Regions from separate parts of the Homo sapiens genome. Here regions 1, 2 and 4 are each linked to region 3. The links are chromatin contacts, found by Hi-C or POLR2A ChIA-PET in ENCODE. All regions are on one chromosome and are shown on one strand. The core of a region is the stretch at or near the end of the contact, and the rest is flanking DNA. Distances in the headings are between cores, read along the strand shown. Region 1 holds the start of SAV1 (salvador family WW domain containing protein 1). Region 2 has its middle 150 kb from the start of DDHD1-DT. Region 3 holds the start of RTRAF (RNA transcription, translation and transport factor). Region 4 overlaps NIN (ninein).

Region 1 (3,416 bases), core at 518-3,017, 1.3 Mb before region 3:
ACACTTGATGTAACGACAACAAAACAAAGTAGATCAAAAGTTATTTGCTTAACTGTGACAAACATTAACAAAACTGCACGTTCTACACATGTACCCCAGAACTTAAAGTATAATAAAAAGTGTGACAAACATAATTCACGATTTCAAGTAATGTCTGATAAACTTTATTTGCAGCAAACAGCAAGCTATCACTTAAAAACAGCCAGAAACCTAACTGCATGTGTGACTGAAAATCAAGTTGTTAAAAAAAAAAAAAAACAACTTAAAAATCAAGTTTCGAGTTACTGATGTACTCAACTGACATATATTTTGTTGAAAGTATTGCAAGTACCACCATAAATCTGGAAGGCTGACAATGTGGTTATGATGGAAAAACATGCTCTCCCATCTGTGTGATCTTGGGCAAATACTAGAAACCTAACTTTCCCAATTACAATATGAGGTAATACTTAAGTCACAAGGTTACTACCAGCTTCCAAGAAGGAAACTTAAGCAAAGGGCCCAGGGCGCAGTAAGAGCACCAAAATACCAGCTCCATGCCTCACAAATGTCCTGAACACACAAGAATTAAAAATTCAAGAGATTCAACTCAAAAATCAAATACTTACATTAAGAAGAAAAGCAGCGGGGGACCGGAGGTGGGGATTGGGAGTGGGATCTACCCTATTAAAAAAAAAAACTTTTCGAGGGGGGGGTTCTCTAATACGATAGAAATTATTTTGAGTTGCCTTCTTGGAATCTCACGAATATAGCCAAATACAAAGGCTTTTGGCTCTCTGCTCTGCTGTGTAAGAGTGATGAGGCTTTGGGTGGCGGCTACAAGAACGACGGTATGCTTTTCACCTTCTCAAGTCTGCATCCGGCAGCAGGACTAAGGAATTCTGCCCCAGAGTTCGCACAACTTGCAGCACAGTCGAGAGACACCCGCAATGTTTGCAAACATGACGCACATCTCGACGCATCTAAAAGAGTAAAAAGTGTCCCTGTCTAATTACTTTTACTCCTATAGCATTAGGTGATAAGCAATTTAAATGTTTCCTACTCTCTCTTCCAGTAATCAAAACCAACAACTCTGCCTGGTGGGGCGAGGAAGTCTGTTATTTTTAGGGGGTGCTCTTGGGGGGGTTAGGCGCGGGGGGGACTAACCCAAGTTTCTTACTCTTATGGGCTTTCAATCAACGAATACCACTTCAGACACAAGAAAATCTCAAAACCAGTATTTCACGCGACCAAGGACGAAGGAGAAGCCCTGGAGACCCGCCGGCGCCCCCGCCAGGGTCCCCGGAGCACCTGGCCGCCTGGGCCAGGTGTGGGCACGCCCCGCCTGACACTCACTCCGAAGCAGAGGCGACGTCTCCTTCTTCACGTACTTCCCCTGCACCTCGGCCGGCTTGGACACTTCGTTTTTGGTTTTCTTTCGGGACAGCATCCTTCTCGACGAGGCCCGAGGCCGCGCTGAACTGCCTCCCTAGGGCTCCGCGCCGGGCGCCGGCCGTCTCCGCCGCCACCTCCGCCGGCGCCGCCGCCTCCTTCCCTCCCGAGCCGCCGCCTCCGCCGCCGCCTGTCCGGAGCCCGGGGTCGCCCGCAGGGACTGCCGCATGTTCAGGGCGCTAAGCGCGCCGGCCGCCGCTCAGTCGCTGGTCAGTTCCTTCCCGGAAGTCGGCCCGCTCTGCGACGCTGCTCGGGGACGCCGTGAGGAAAGCCCAGCGACGCCGGGCCAGGGCCAGGGCCATGGTCCGCCGCGGGCCGCCGAATAACCGCTACCACTACCGCCGCCGCCGCCTACATCCCGTAAACTTTCCCCGCGGCCGCTGGGAATTCTGGGAAGCTCGACGCAGCGCGGGCCGCCGCTGCCCCTCCCCCACCGCGGCTCCAGGCGCGGCTCCGGCGGCGGGACTCGGGTGCCGGCGCTCTAGGCTACCGGGCCGTCCCCGCCGAGCTGCGGCTGTCCTCACTCATCCTCAGCGAGAAGCAGGTCCTGCCGACTGAGAAGATGAAGGACGAAACCTGCCCCGCTGAGTGCGGGAGTTCGTCGCATGCGCATGTCGTGGAACCTACTCTCCACGAGTTTTTATTGTTGTTGCTTTTGTACCCCCTCGGGATCCCTAGCGGAGGCAGTGACTCTCTTTCCCCCCAAGACGTTGTTCCCTGTTTGAAGGTGTTCTTCCTAATGTTTCCTAGGCTGCTGAATTCAGCTCTCTAAAAAATGCGGAATGCTAACCATGACTCCCAGGCAAGTGCTACACCAAAGCATCTATTCTGCTGGAAACGTTCATGCTGATTAACTAGAAATAAGTTGATCCTCTACTGAGTATCAGGGAGTGCGTTTTTCTATAACAGGAAAAAACGGAAGAATGCAAGATGGAATTTCCAGTACCTCTTTTTAAGATACAATTGGTGTTAGCATATTACAATTATTTTATTGCATCATCACTATCATTAGTATGATTAATAGCCACATATTTCCTCCTGACGTTATGTGTTATGATCTTAGAATTTTGAAGACTTTGACCACTGCGAGTCGGGACCGGGAATTTTCTATCTAAAATAATAGACTCTACTTCCTTCTATATAACTTAGCAAGACTGCCAAATGTACAGGATAACATTTGGAAAATAAGATTGGATTCATCCCCTAGTGACCAAATTAATGCTTTAATAATGAGGAATGCTTTCCCTGAGATCTAAAACATCTCACAAGAGATCTAAGACATATATCACAATTAACAAAAGACATGGAATTTTTTACCACGTAAGATTAAGAAGATGGTCAAATGTTTTACCATGAGCAAACAAAGGAGACATTTGATCTAGTGTCTGTCTCCATATGTTCCCTTGGTGCAGATCTCCCACAATTCATTCATTAACCAGGAAATACTCATTACCCACTGCGCTAGTCGTTTGTGATAGAGCAATAAGCAAAACAGACAAAAATCCCTACTGTCATGGGAAAGAGAAAAAAATGACAAAAAATAAGCAAAACATACTATGTTAGATAGTGATAAGTGATGAAGTGAAAATAAGAGAGGACTCACAATTTTTGAGAGGGTAATAGAGGGACCAGAGAAGGCTCATGAGGAGGTGACATTGGAGTTAAGTGACAGAGTGAGGAAATTGGCCATGCAGCTAACTGGAGGAACAATATTCCAGGCAGAAAGAACAGCAAGTGCAAAGTCGCTGCAAGTGGCCATGTTCCTGGCAGATTGGAGGAACAGTAAGAGGGTTTATGTACTGGAAAAGACGGGGAGACGAATGGGGAATGCAGTTAGAGAGTAACAATAGCCACGGCACCTAGGGCTTTGTAGGCCATTGTAAGGAATGTTACTTTGAGCAGAGGAGTGACATGATCTGAGTTAATGTTTTCATAGGACTGCTTTGGATGCTGTGTGGAGAGTAGACAATGGAGCTAAGGGCAAA
Region 2 (3,554 bases), core at 668-3,167, 1.3 Mb after region 3:
TCCACTACCGCAGCCAGTTCTCTGAGAACTAGTTGTTTTTGTCACAGCAGGAGGTCTGTGATTTTTCTTCTTCTGATACTGGGTCATTAAATGCTGGCTTCATTTGCAGCTGGGGCCTCTTCTTCATGAATGGCAGATGCAGCAGCAGTGTCACAGATGCCTCCCAAAGGCACCCTCTCTCTGTGGATGCTGCCAGTCTCCAAGATTGAGGATGGTGATGTCAGCCCTACGGCTGCCCAAGGCCAGTGCTGTTTTTATTGTTTCCACCACCATCAACACAGCCAGCAGCATGAGGGGGGCCAATAATGTCAACAGGTTTCAGCATTTTCTCCATCATCACCCTTGGGACTTGGATGTGAGTCTCCTGGATAAGCTGAGCGATGGTCACCCTGCTTTGTTAATGACCACACCACCCCTTGAACCCTGGCCCATTGGTTTTGAACCAGCTTCTCTCTTTCCCTTTGGGGTCATTCTGTCCCAGGAGGCTCCTCTGTTCCTCCTTACACCACAGCTGTCCTTCCAGGCTCAGATATTTTGGAATCTCAGTGTAAACACAGCTGGGACTCAGGCTGCCACGTAACACATGCTTCTCTTAGGCTACCTTCCCAAGTGTTTACATTCCATGCTGGAAGAACTTGGCTCCTTCAACAAACTCAGAGAAAGAATCAGTACAGTTCCTAATTTTTCACACTTTCTACCTAGTCTAGGATTGAGCATCTGGATCCAATTGGAGGCCACTTGTCCTAATTTAGCACTTCCTATTAATTTGTAAGGAATTACTATTGAAATACATAATTTAGCAACTTCAGATTTTACAAGCTATGGCAAGTGCCATACCAAATAGGATTTGACTGGATTTATTGCTGTTGAAAAGGAAATCTTTGATTTTTCTCCTCCTAGCTACTATTGATTCATTTCATACCAGAGTGTATAAAATTGGACCTATAGAAAACATTTTCTTCCCTCCCTTGATCTGGTTGGAAAAAATGTTTTCATTTCATGAAATAAACAGTGAAAGAATTTTCATGAATATGTATGTAGTTTTAATGAGTTTTGTTTCTCATGATGAAATGTATTAATATTTTATATGTTGCCCTCCCGGGAAATGGAGGAATCTGAGATCCTAGACTAGCTGCAGTTTGTCCAACAGGAATCAATATTCATAATGCTCAGGACAGTGGAACCTAATTCCCAGAACCTCTGGTTGTGGAGGCTGACCTGGGCAGAGGAGGCAGGCTGAGGAGGCATTGTTGCAGTAGGGAATATCCTGCACATACCCAGCTTCTTCACCTGGGTGGCGAGGACACAGGTTGCTGAAGACTCAGGAATGTGTATGCAAGTCTTTAAGGAGTAGGAAATGGGAGGGAGATGAGGGGTGGGCATGGTGGGAGGCTCCTGAGAGATATAAAAACAGGGTTCCAGTAGTTGGACTGTCGTCCTTCCACAGGCCTTTTCATTGATGTGCAAGAGTCATCTTTTGGTACCACTTCCTGGGGACGTTTCCTCCCTCGAGATTGATAACTGAGAATAACCCTAGCCATACTGGAATATAATTCCTGATATCCTGAAAGTGTATTTTCACATTCAGATATACAACTATACCCAGGTGTACCTATTCCCGTTAATTTTGGGCATGGCGCGGTAGCTGAGGCCCATGGATTGAAACAAAGACCGCTTCTGCCATCTGCTGGGCACTCTGAGGAACTCAAAGGATTTTTCCACAGGAAGAGGGGGAGTTTGATGAATTTCGTTTCAAATTTACTTTAGCACTTGAGAATTTAGCCAAGTATTAAACAGATTAATTTTTGCCTTTGTGAAGGCTTGCATGACTTTGATCATTCAGTCGTTTTAATGAACTCAACGTGGTTGTTTCCGATTTGGCCTTGAAAGCCTTGGCATGTCGCCGTGCTCTGAGTGGGAGCCTCGCTGCCTCCAGCTTGGGTTTCTCAGTTTTGGCAGGGCTTTCCTTCCCACTGATGGAAGATTTACAGAGGAAAAAAAAATCATTATGTCTGAAATTCTGCCAGGATACATCAGCGTATTTCCAGGCTGCCATCTACCGTGTAACTCTCTGAAGATTTAATATGAAAATTAAAAAAAAAATTGCAGTGCACCTGCTCCTAAGGAAAACTACCTTGTCGTAGGATCGCATGCTTTTATTAAATTAGAGAATTTTAAATTGTATTTATGAGGATGTACAACTTGGGTTTCTTCCCTTAGGCTTCCTGGTCTCTGTGTTAAGTACAACTTGCCTCCAAGGTCACCCTCCCACCCTCCATAATTAGCCCAGAAATTTAACAGGGGCTTCTGGCAGCAGTTTTACCCAGCAAGCTTAGCGTAGCACTATTTGTGGTCAGATCCTGAGTGATTCAGCAGCTCTACTATCCTTAGAGTCTTGTCTCATCCCACACAAAGCCCTTTTCAGACCCAGTTTGACATTCTGATATTGTACCATGGCCCCGCAGGGTCAGGGAGTATAATGTGGTGATTCAATAGCTGTCTTGGAGCAGAAAAAGGGCATTCAGTGGTGGGTTAAAGGGCAGGCTGGTGACAAGGAGGGAGCAAGACAACATTCTACAGATTCTGCAGCTTTGCTTGGCTAGGAGCGAAACATCTCACCTCGAAAAATGGCTTCAGAGGCACAAAAATTATTTTCTTTGTTACTTAGCTTTTTAGTATCAGGACCTCAGACCTGAGTTGGTAGGGTATGACTAGATAGGAGAAGTTCCTCTCTGTGGGGTCCCTTCCTTGGCATACTGTTTTGTGGTAAATGGACTGAAACAGAATTCATTGAAGTCAACTGAAGTCACTGAGAATGTCTGCTTAAGTTGTTGAACATTACAGTTTTGGTGATATGCTTGGAAGCTAAAATCCATGACGGGCTTCTCCAAATTTTATCCTCTTATTTTCTTTGACTGGTTTCTGTACCTGGTCCAGTTTTAAAAGCTATTTGTGACCATGCTGGATGTCAGAATAAGAGAGCACTCAAGAGAAGTGAGATTATTGGGTTTGGTCCATGGGATATTTCATACCTAGAGTAGCCTTCCATTTCAGAGCTATTTTAAAGCTGGTTCCTCACTTTGTTGAGAGCAGTTGAGAGCAAACTGATGGATGGGGATGTGAGAAATAAGTTCTCCTGGACATGATTTGCAGTCTATACATATTTACCTTTTAGAGAAAAAGGAAATGACAGCCACAATTTGTCCTTCGCTGATTAACATGCCATTTCTCACTGTTTTGATAAGCAACAACAACAATAAATCCCACCTCTTGCCATATTTCTCAGACCTGGGAAACTTGTGTTAAGTCAAACTTTGTTCCAAGTTGACTGTCCCACTCTGAGGGCAACTTGAAGGGGTGACAATGCCTAGATGATCTGAGTTTTACTAATACTAAGCAAATTGTGGTTATTTGCTTCGGGCAGACTGAAAGGAAATTTATCCTTGCAACATTTATGAAGATCTTGTTTGCTAAGCAACTTAGTATTATCAAGGAAGGTGGGATTGTATTGTAGAGAACTGCTTTGCTAGATAGCAGGACATTTAGGATCTGGT
Region 3 (3,261 bases), core at 160-2,659:
TGGCCTGTACTTCTTTGTAGTACATTTTATATTTCTTGTAATTCACTTACTCTTTCTAACTCCAGATTATAAGTATTTATTTACACATCTATATTTGTCATTATACTTAAACTTCCTGAAAATAGAGACTGTAGTTTACTCATTTGTATGCTCCTCAGATCCTAAGTGTTTAATTAAAATCTTAATTAATGAAATGAAATGAAACGTACATAGTTGGCTTACCCCCAAGAATTTCAATAGCTCCCCTTAGCTTGCCATGAGAGGCTTTTCCTTATCAGAGCCCTGCCTTTGTCTATAGTCTTATCAGCTGTCATTCCCTCTCACCCTCCAGCCCCTATAAGCTCTAGTCCCTCTGGGCCATGCTGTTGCTCATTTCTTGCCTTTATACATCCTCTTCCCTCAAACTAGGTTACCCTTTTGACTGCATGGTGAATGCCTCACCATCTTCAAGCCTTAGTTTATACTTATCTGTTTATTGTTTCCCTCATTAGCCTTTTAAACTCCATGAAAATAGGGGCCTGGTCTGTCTTGTTCACTGCTCTCTCTCCACTGTCTGAAAAGCAAGTAGAGACTGGATCAGGAAAGATCTTAAATACAATAAGGAGTTTTGATTATTTCTAGGGGGTAACCAGGAACCACTAAAACATAAGCAGAGAAAGTTATGTACAGGTTTTTGCTTTAGAAAAATCTCTCTCATCGCTGTATGGAGGAATGGTTTGGAGAACGCAGGACTGGCCCTAAGAAATCAATCAGATAATTAGAGTAAGCAAAAGTGATGAGGATCTGATCTGTGGCTGTATCAGTGGGGTCCGAAAGGAGGTGAGGGATTTGAGAGTTAGGAGAGACAGAATGGCAGGAATTGGTGACCTACTGGATGCTGTGACCGAGGGTGAGGGGGAGTGAGGGACGATCTCGGCTTCAGATTTCACTCTGGCTGAGGATATCTGGAACGATCGCATCGTATTAACAATTGTATGTTTACCTGTGGATCACTCCCAATTAGTCTGAAAGCATCTTACTATAGGGACCTTGCTTTGTAGTCTTTGTATTACCAGTGTTAGAAGAGCACCTGTTATGTAGGAGGAGTAATAAAATGAATGAATGCACTCAAAACACTAAACAGTAATTCTGTAATCCAACGGGAGGTACAGCGAATACCAAAAGCCTACATATACTATTCTCTGCATGCTATAGCAAGAAAGAAAGGAAAGTGGCTTCCCGGTGGTTTTCTGCCTATTGTACAACCAGGAAGCTGACAATAAAGTTTATTTGAGCGTCGACGTGCGCCGACGTGGCCCCGCCTCCCCAGCCGGAGCCGCGATTGGTGGGCATTTGCCGGCGGCCACCGCTTTTAAGCCACGATTGGCGAAGGCCGCCGTCATTTCGGAGCGACTCAGCGCCTGCCCGCCCTCTCGCCGCGTCGCCGGTGCCTGCGCCTCCCGCTCCACCTCGCTTCTTCTCTCCCGGCCGAGGCCCGGGGGACCAGAGCGAGAAGCGGGGACCATGTTCCGACGCAAGTTGACGGCTCTCGACTACCACAACCCCGCCGGCTTCAACTGCAAAGGTGAGGCGGCGGCCTCAGCCCGGCCGCGTGTCCCTGACCTGGGCGGAGGTCCCAGCCTCAGTGCCCGCACCCCACCTCCCCGTCGGGACCCTCGGCGGCCTGGTTTCCGCCGGCAGCCTCCGGGCCCCTCTCCTCTGGGTCGCCACGTACCTCGGCTCTTCGCCGCCCCTTCCCGCCTTTAAAGCCCTCTCACCTACTCCTGTCTCGGCATGTTACTTTCTGCACTTGCTTAACTCCAAGCATCACGTAACTACCTTCTCTGTACATAAAAGGGAGAGCATTCGTCTTTCTCACTCACTATTCAACTCCATGGTTCCCTGGGTAATTAGGCGATACCTTGAGCACCTGCTAATTATGGGCCAGCGCGGTGCTGGATTCTGAGGAAGGTGCTGAGTAACTTGAAGACTAGTTCACTGCCTGCCAGGAGCTAAAGGGACGAGGGGTGGAAGCAATCAGAACCCACTGAGCAGTTTGAGACAGTACACAATGAAATCAGGACCGATCACAGTGGGAGGGTAAGCGCGTGTAGTAACGGGCTAGTTGTGTTATGTGGTGTTGCAAAAAAGTTAATAGCAGATGAGTGGGAAGGTTGAATTGTGAATACAAAGGTATTTGGGATTTTACAGCATTAGAATTTTAAAAAGTAATAACGTTGCTACTCACTGTAACTAAACTGCTACCCACCACTACTCGTTTCCTTTGTATAGTTGTGGCCTGTGATAGACTGGTAAGTTTGAAAGTGATCAAGTATAACTTGTGATACTCAGACCACTGTGTAATTCTCAAGACCTTATAATGGAAGCTTGAATTTGACTCACAAATTGAAAATAATTTCTAAGCAGGATGACAGTGTTTTGTTGATCGCCTGTAGAAGCATATCAAATTATAATCTATTGTTTTTCTACTTTAACAAAAAAGTATCAGTGACAATAGAGCCTTGTTCTGGATTGGAATCTTTGAGTCTCAATGTTCTTATCTGTAAAATGGGATATTACCTACCTCAAAAGAGGTATGGGGAGGATTAAACGAAACAATTATGCACTTAATGTGCAGTTAACATTCCATGACAACAGTTGTCACAGTGTCTTTTTTGTCATTTAATTTCTTTTACTTATTATTTTGTTGTATATTTTACTTTATTACTTTGCTATAAATTTAACCTTGCCCTCCTTCCCCTTTCTGTCCGCAAAGGAACTGGAATATTAATATGTAACACTTAAATAGCAAAACTATGTGCCAGGCACTGTTTTTATCCGTATTTATTTTATTTAAGAAACTTCTTAAATAAAACAACTTCTTTTAATCTTCATAACTCTATGAGGTAAGTTCTATTAGCACCCTCATTTTGTAGCTGAAGAGTCTGAGGCACAGAAAATGTGGGTGATTATCCCAAGTTCACACAACCAGTAAGTATCTGGACCCAGGATTTGAACAGATCATTGTTAATCTGTACTTTCAACTCCAGAATCTGTACTTTCAACTCCCTCTTTTGGTTCAATTAATTTAGTATTTTGAAGTTAAGAAAATTCCACAAGAACATATATCTGAACATATACCTGAGAAGGAGGTATTTTATGTAGTGCTTCTAGTTATTTATGTGATATTTTTTATTGCAGATGAAACAGAATTTAGAAACTTCATCGTTTGGCTTGAAGACCAGAAAATCAGGCACTACAAGATTGAAGACAGAGGGAATT
Region 4 (3,619 bases), core at 447-2,946, 1.3 Mb before region 3:
ATGTTCCCACAGCCTAGGATACCCTTCCCCACACTTTCTTAACTAGTTGAAATCTTAACTCTCAAGATGCAGCTTCAGAGGTCTTCAGGAAGCTTTCTTTAAACTCCTGGGTTGGATCAAATATGTCTTTCTCTTGTGTTCTCCTCTACTGAAAACAGGACGGATCCCACTTATTTCTGAACCTACCATTTGGCCAAACGCTTGGCACCTTGTAAGTGCATTCTATATGGGCAGGGGCTTTGTTCACTGTTGTATCCCTGTGCCCACGGCAGGACCTGGCCCACAGTAACTATGTGTTGAATGCTTGAATATGTAAAGAACTGAATGGATAAATGCTCACTGAATGGGACTTTTTCTTCCCTGTGTATTAAGAAACAGGACAACCAAAAGTTGCTGTCTACAGCTGAATTCAGACCCTCTCTTGGGGTTGTTATTCTTAGCTTTTAAGTATCTAAAGAACTAGGTTGGGCATTTTCTGCCCCCCACCCCACATGTTCATCTCAGTTTCCAGAGAGGCTATAACACTCTCCCAGAGGGTAGTACTTTCTGCTTGTCTCTTCAGTGGATGCGCAACTAATTTCTAAACACCAAGGCCACATCTGCCACCAGCAGGTGAAAAGGAGCAGGCTGTTTAAGTGGTCCTGGAATCTGGGGTCTAGATTCTAACTCAAAGTACATCTTTTTGGAGTCTAGCTGTAGCAATAAGATACTTGTTGAGGTTTTCATAAGCTGTTGGGAACAGGAAAGCTAAAGTTCCATTTATTATCCCCCTATTTTTTTAACCAATATCATTTTTCAATTTAAATAGGAATATTTCCTGTCTTGGGCAGAGAAAAATCTGTTGATTCACAGGGACCTAAAGCATGTGAATGGACATGCTTTAGGTCTATGTGAATCAATAGATTTTTTTTGATCTTTAAAATCTTAGGTCCATGTAAATCATGTTAGCAAAGATTTACACTTTTAAATTGTGGACAAACATGCCTTAAACAGAGCTTTGGAAAAAATACAGAGTTCGTATTTTTTGGGGTGATATGAGGGATAGCAAATCCTAAGTTCTTACAGACATTTATAATAGAATTTGCCTTTATTAGACAACATAAGTTAACGAGTTAATGGCAATAAAGGGATGTAAAACTGGAGTTAAAGCTGGAATGTGAGGTGGGTGAACAGAGATGACCGGGTAGGCTCACTTGTTCTTTGAGCTGATTCACTTTCTCTTGAAGAAGCCTTTTCACTAGTTTCAGTTTCTGTTCAACTTCTATCATTCGTTCCTCCATGACAGTTACCAGTTGTTCCTGGTTTCCCTGAAGGGAAGAAAAGTATATTATTCGAAAATCATGTCACACTGAAAACACTGGTTTATTTTCCCCACAAGATGCCTAGAGAAAGGACAGCAAATGTTTTGCCTTTGTAACAGGAAGGATGGATTTCTCATGAAATGAGAGTTTTGAGCCCTGCATGGATTGCATATGTCAGAAAAGTAACCCTATCAGATAAAGGATCAGACTGAAAAATCAAAAGAATCTTACCTGTGTTACCATCATCCCCCTGATATAAAGCAAAATTCTGAAAACCCATAATTTAATACCTGTGAGTACCTCTAGTAAAATGGACATCCAAGGTAACTTGGAAGATCGCTATCAACCTCCCATCTGTGATCTGGGTCTCTGCAATGTTATGGGCCTCTCAACAACAAAACAAGCACTGAATATATTCAGGGTTTCCTAACATAACCAATCAGCTTGCAATATGCATGTCTGTTTTTCCTTTGAAGTGGCTGATGACTGTGAGGGTGGTAAGTTTCTTTCTTCATAATAGCCTCTTCCTGCCAATTTTTCTAGTCATCTGTTTCCCACTTGTAAATGTGAAGCACACATCTGGATTGGAGGATGGGTTTACTATCAGAGCAGATTGAAAATGAAAAATCTCCTGTTCTCACACAACGGTGATGGGTTAAGGAGTAAGTGAGTTTTGGAGAGGAGAGAGACCTAGAGAGATTAGAATGCAATTGACTTATTAGAATGCAACCCCCATCCCTCTGCAGTCCACCAAAATGTCCCCATAAGGAATTTCAGATTTCATAAAGGTATTAACAGCTGATGGTAGTTAAGATATACTTTAAAAGACATGCAGAATGACTAAACATGAGTCAAAGGCTACCATCTGTTTAGATACTAAGTAGTAACACTTAATCATAAAAGAAACCCTAAATCATGTAGTAACTATCCGGAGGATAAAAATTGTAATAGGCAAAGGTCTAATGCAGGAAGTAAGTTACAAAAAATTGGGCCTGGAGGACATCTAGCTTTTAAAAAGGCCTATATTTAAAAAAAAATAATAGCTTTTTAAAGTTCAAACATAAATACAAAATGATGTCTATTTGCCCAACAAAGCAAAACAAAAAAAAAGATAATTCAAAGAACATAGAGTTGGCAAAAGAGTGGAAAAACAGGAAAAACAAAGGCAGTCATATACTTAAAATTTATTTTATTGTTTCATCAAAAATTTCCTGTCAAAAAGATTTGTACATCTTATACAAAACAGTATAAATACCCCTGGTTTTCTTCAAATTCCATATATAAAAGTAGTACCTTTGGTTAAAAATAGTTACAACATATGGAATGAGAAAATATATAGACTACATCCTTTCAAGAATCTTAAATCCACACTCTTTAAAGGGTATAAATAAAATGATTTGTAACAAGCTGATGTTTGTGAATTTGATTCACAAGATCTGTCATTTCTACATAAATAAATAAGAGACATAATACTGCAAAGGTTTAACAGTAAAAATAATAAAATAATTTAAAAGAGCACTTAATTCCAACATATCTTAGCTTATGTCTCTGTGTGTGGTGTGTGTGCATGGGTGGGTGTGTGCATCTGTCTGCCATGGTAAGAAATGCCATCAATAGCAGCCCAGTTTTCACAGGTGCCCAATCCTTCTGTAGGAATCTGCGTGCACTGCTCGCTGCTCCGGTAGCAAGGCCTAGAGAAAGAAGGCAAGTAGTACACTTCACCCTCATGTCAGGATGAGTTTTTAGGGGGAGTCTAAATTCACACATCTACAATGCAAACAATTTTTAAAAGCACACACATTAACACTACATAGGCAAGCAAAGCAACACAAAATGCAGAAGAGATCACATCACTCCACACACAGAAACGTGCAGATTTAACAATATTCTGCATTCTTAAAATTAGTGTCAGCTCAGCAGCGGGAAATGGGAGAGCCTGCAGTAGCATTCTGGTGAGAGTAATAAGCCGTCCACTCTGTCATCTGGTTGGAGGATTTTTTTTTTCTTTCAAAAATCTTAGTTTTTGTCTAATCCTGAAGGAATTGGAGGAAAAGGATATTTTTTTTAACATTGGTGGGTGGGTTGGAAACAGCAGGCTTTGAAAATAGGGTGTAAGAGAGCAATGAGAAGAATCTTGGCGGATCATTTGGTTAGAAGGTCCACTAAAAACTGAGATCAAAGTTTTGTAGTTCAATTATATACTGGAGAGTTAAAGCATCTAACACTCTACCATCACAATTTAAGAACTTTAATACTGGGAAGTTGAAGAGGTATGTATAAAGCTTCCAAAAACAGATTTTAAAGCTCATAAAACAAAA

The links. Hi-C counts contacts between places; a loop is a spot of excess contacts on that map. ChIA-PET counts read pairs that join two places held with the same protein, here RNA polymerase II (POLR2A). Pooled maps may share reads with other maps.
Region 1: a map of naive thymus-derived CD4-positive, alpha-beta T cell shows a loop between it and region 3 (34-fold over the local background). The contact joins the promoter of SAV1 here to the promoter of RTRAF in region 3. A Hi-C loop is called at or near these places in 1 of 168 maps with a recorded cell type or tissue (naive thymus-derived CD4-positive, alpha-beta T cell) and 7 of 50 pooled maps. POLR2A ChIA-PET finds 5 or more read pairs at or near these places in 1 of 52 experiments (T-cell).
Region 2: a loop to region 3 is called in a map of CD4-positive, alpha-beta T cell, with 9 times the contacts of the local background. The contact joins the enhancer-like site here to the promoter of RTRAF in region 3. A Hi-C loop is called at or near these places in 1 of 168 maps with a recorded cell type or tissue (CD4-positive, alpha-beta T cell), 1 of 37 single-sample maps with no recorded cell type and 5 of 50 pooled maps. POLR2A ChIA-PET finds 5 or more read pairs at or near these places in 1 of 52 experiments (B cell).
Region 4: a loop to region 3 is called in a pooled map, with 2.5 times the contacts of the local background. The contact joins the enhancer-like site here to the promoter of RTRAF in region 3. A Hi-C loop is called at or near these places in 2 of 50 pooled maps. POLR2A ChIA-PET finds 5 or more read pairs at or near these places in 2 of 52 experiments (OCI-LY7 and activated T-cell).

The regions. Positions count from the first base shown.
Region 1 is chr14:50,666,539-50,669,954 of GRCh38, forward strand. It overlaps SAV1 (salvador family WW domain containing protein 1), which reads right to left and starts at 1,768. Exons shown (of 5, transcript NM_021818.4): 1 at 1,336-1,768. The coding sequence starts at 1,429. RefSeq lists an enhancer at 766-835 and silencers at 1,196-1,325, 1,436-2,005.
Region 2 is chr14:53,304,699-53,308,252 of GRCh38, forward strand. No RefSeq gene overlaps it. Among named protein-coding and RNA genes, the nearest start is that of DDHD1-DT, 150 kb to the left of the region's middle. RefSeq lists an enhancer at 1,553-1,847. Within about 2 kb of position 1,918, at least 14 of the 41 ENCODE cell types and tissues checked have a DNase peak (open chromatin) inside an H3K27ac peak, as active enhancers do.
Region 3 is chr14:51,988,137-51,991,397 of GRCh38, forward strand. RTRAF (RNA transcription, translation and transport factor) reads left to right here and starts at 1,410. Exons shown (of 8, transcript NM_016039.3): 1 at 1,410-1,564; 2 at 3,181-3,261. The coding sequence starts at 1,504. LOC105370497 (a long non-coding RNA gene) reads right to left here and starts at 2,448. Exons shown (of 3, transcript XR_007064166.1): 1 at 2,383-2,448; 2 at 1-553. RefSeq lists enhancers at 1,195-1,489, 1,830-1,889.
Region 4 is chr14:50,724,760-50,728,378 of GRCh38, forward strand. NIN (ninein) reads right to left here. Exons shown (of 31, transcript NM_020921.4): 30 at 1,194-1,307. Among named protein-coding and RNA genes, the nearest start is that of SAV1, 58 kb to the left of the region's middle. Within about 2 kb of position 1,697, at least 4 of the 41 ENCODE cell types and tissues checked have a DNase peak (open chromatin) inside an H3K27ac peak, as active enhancers do.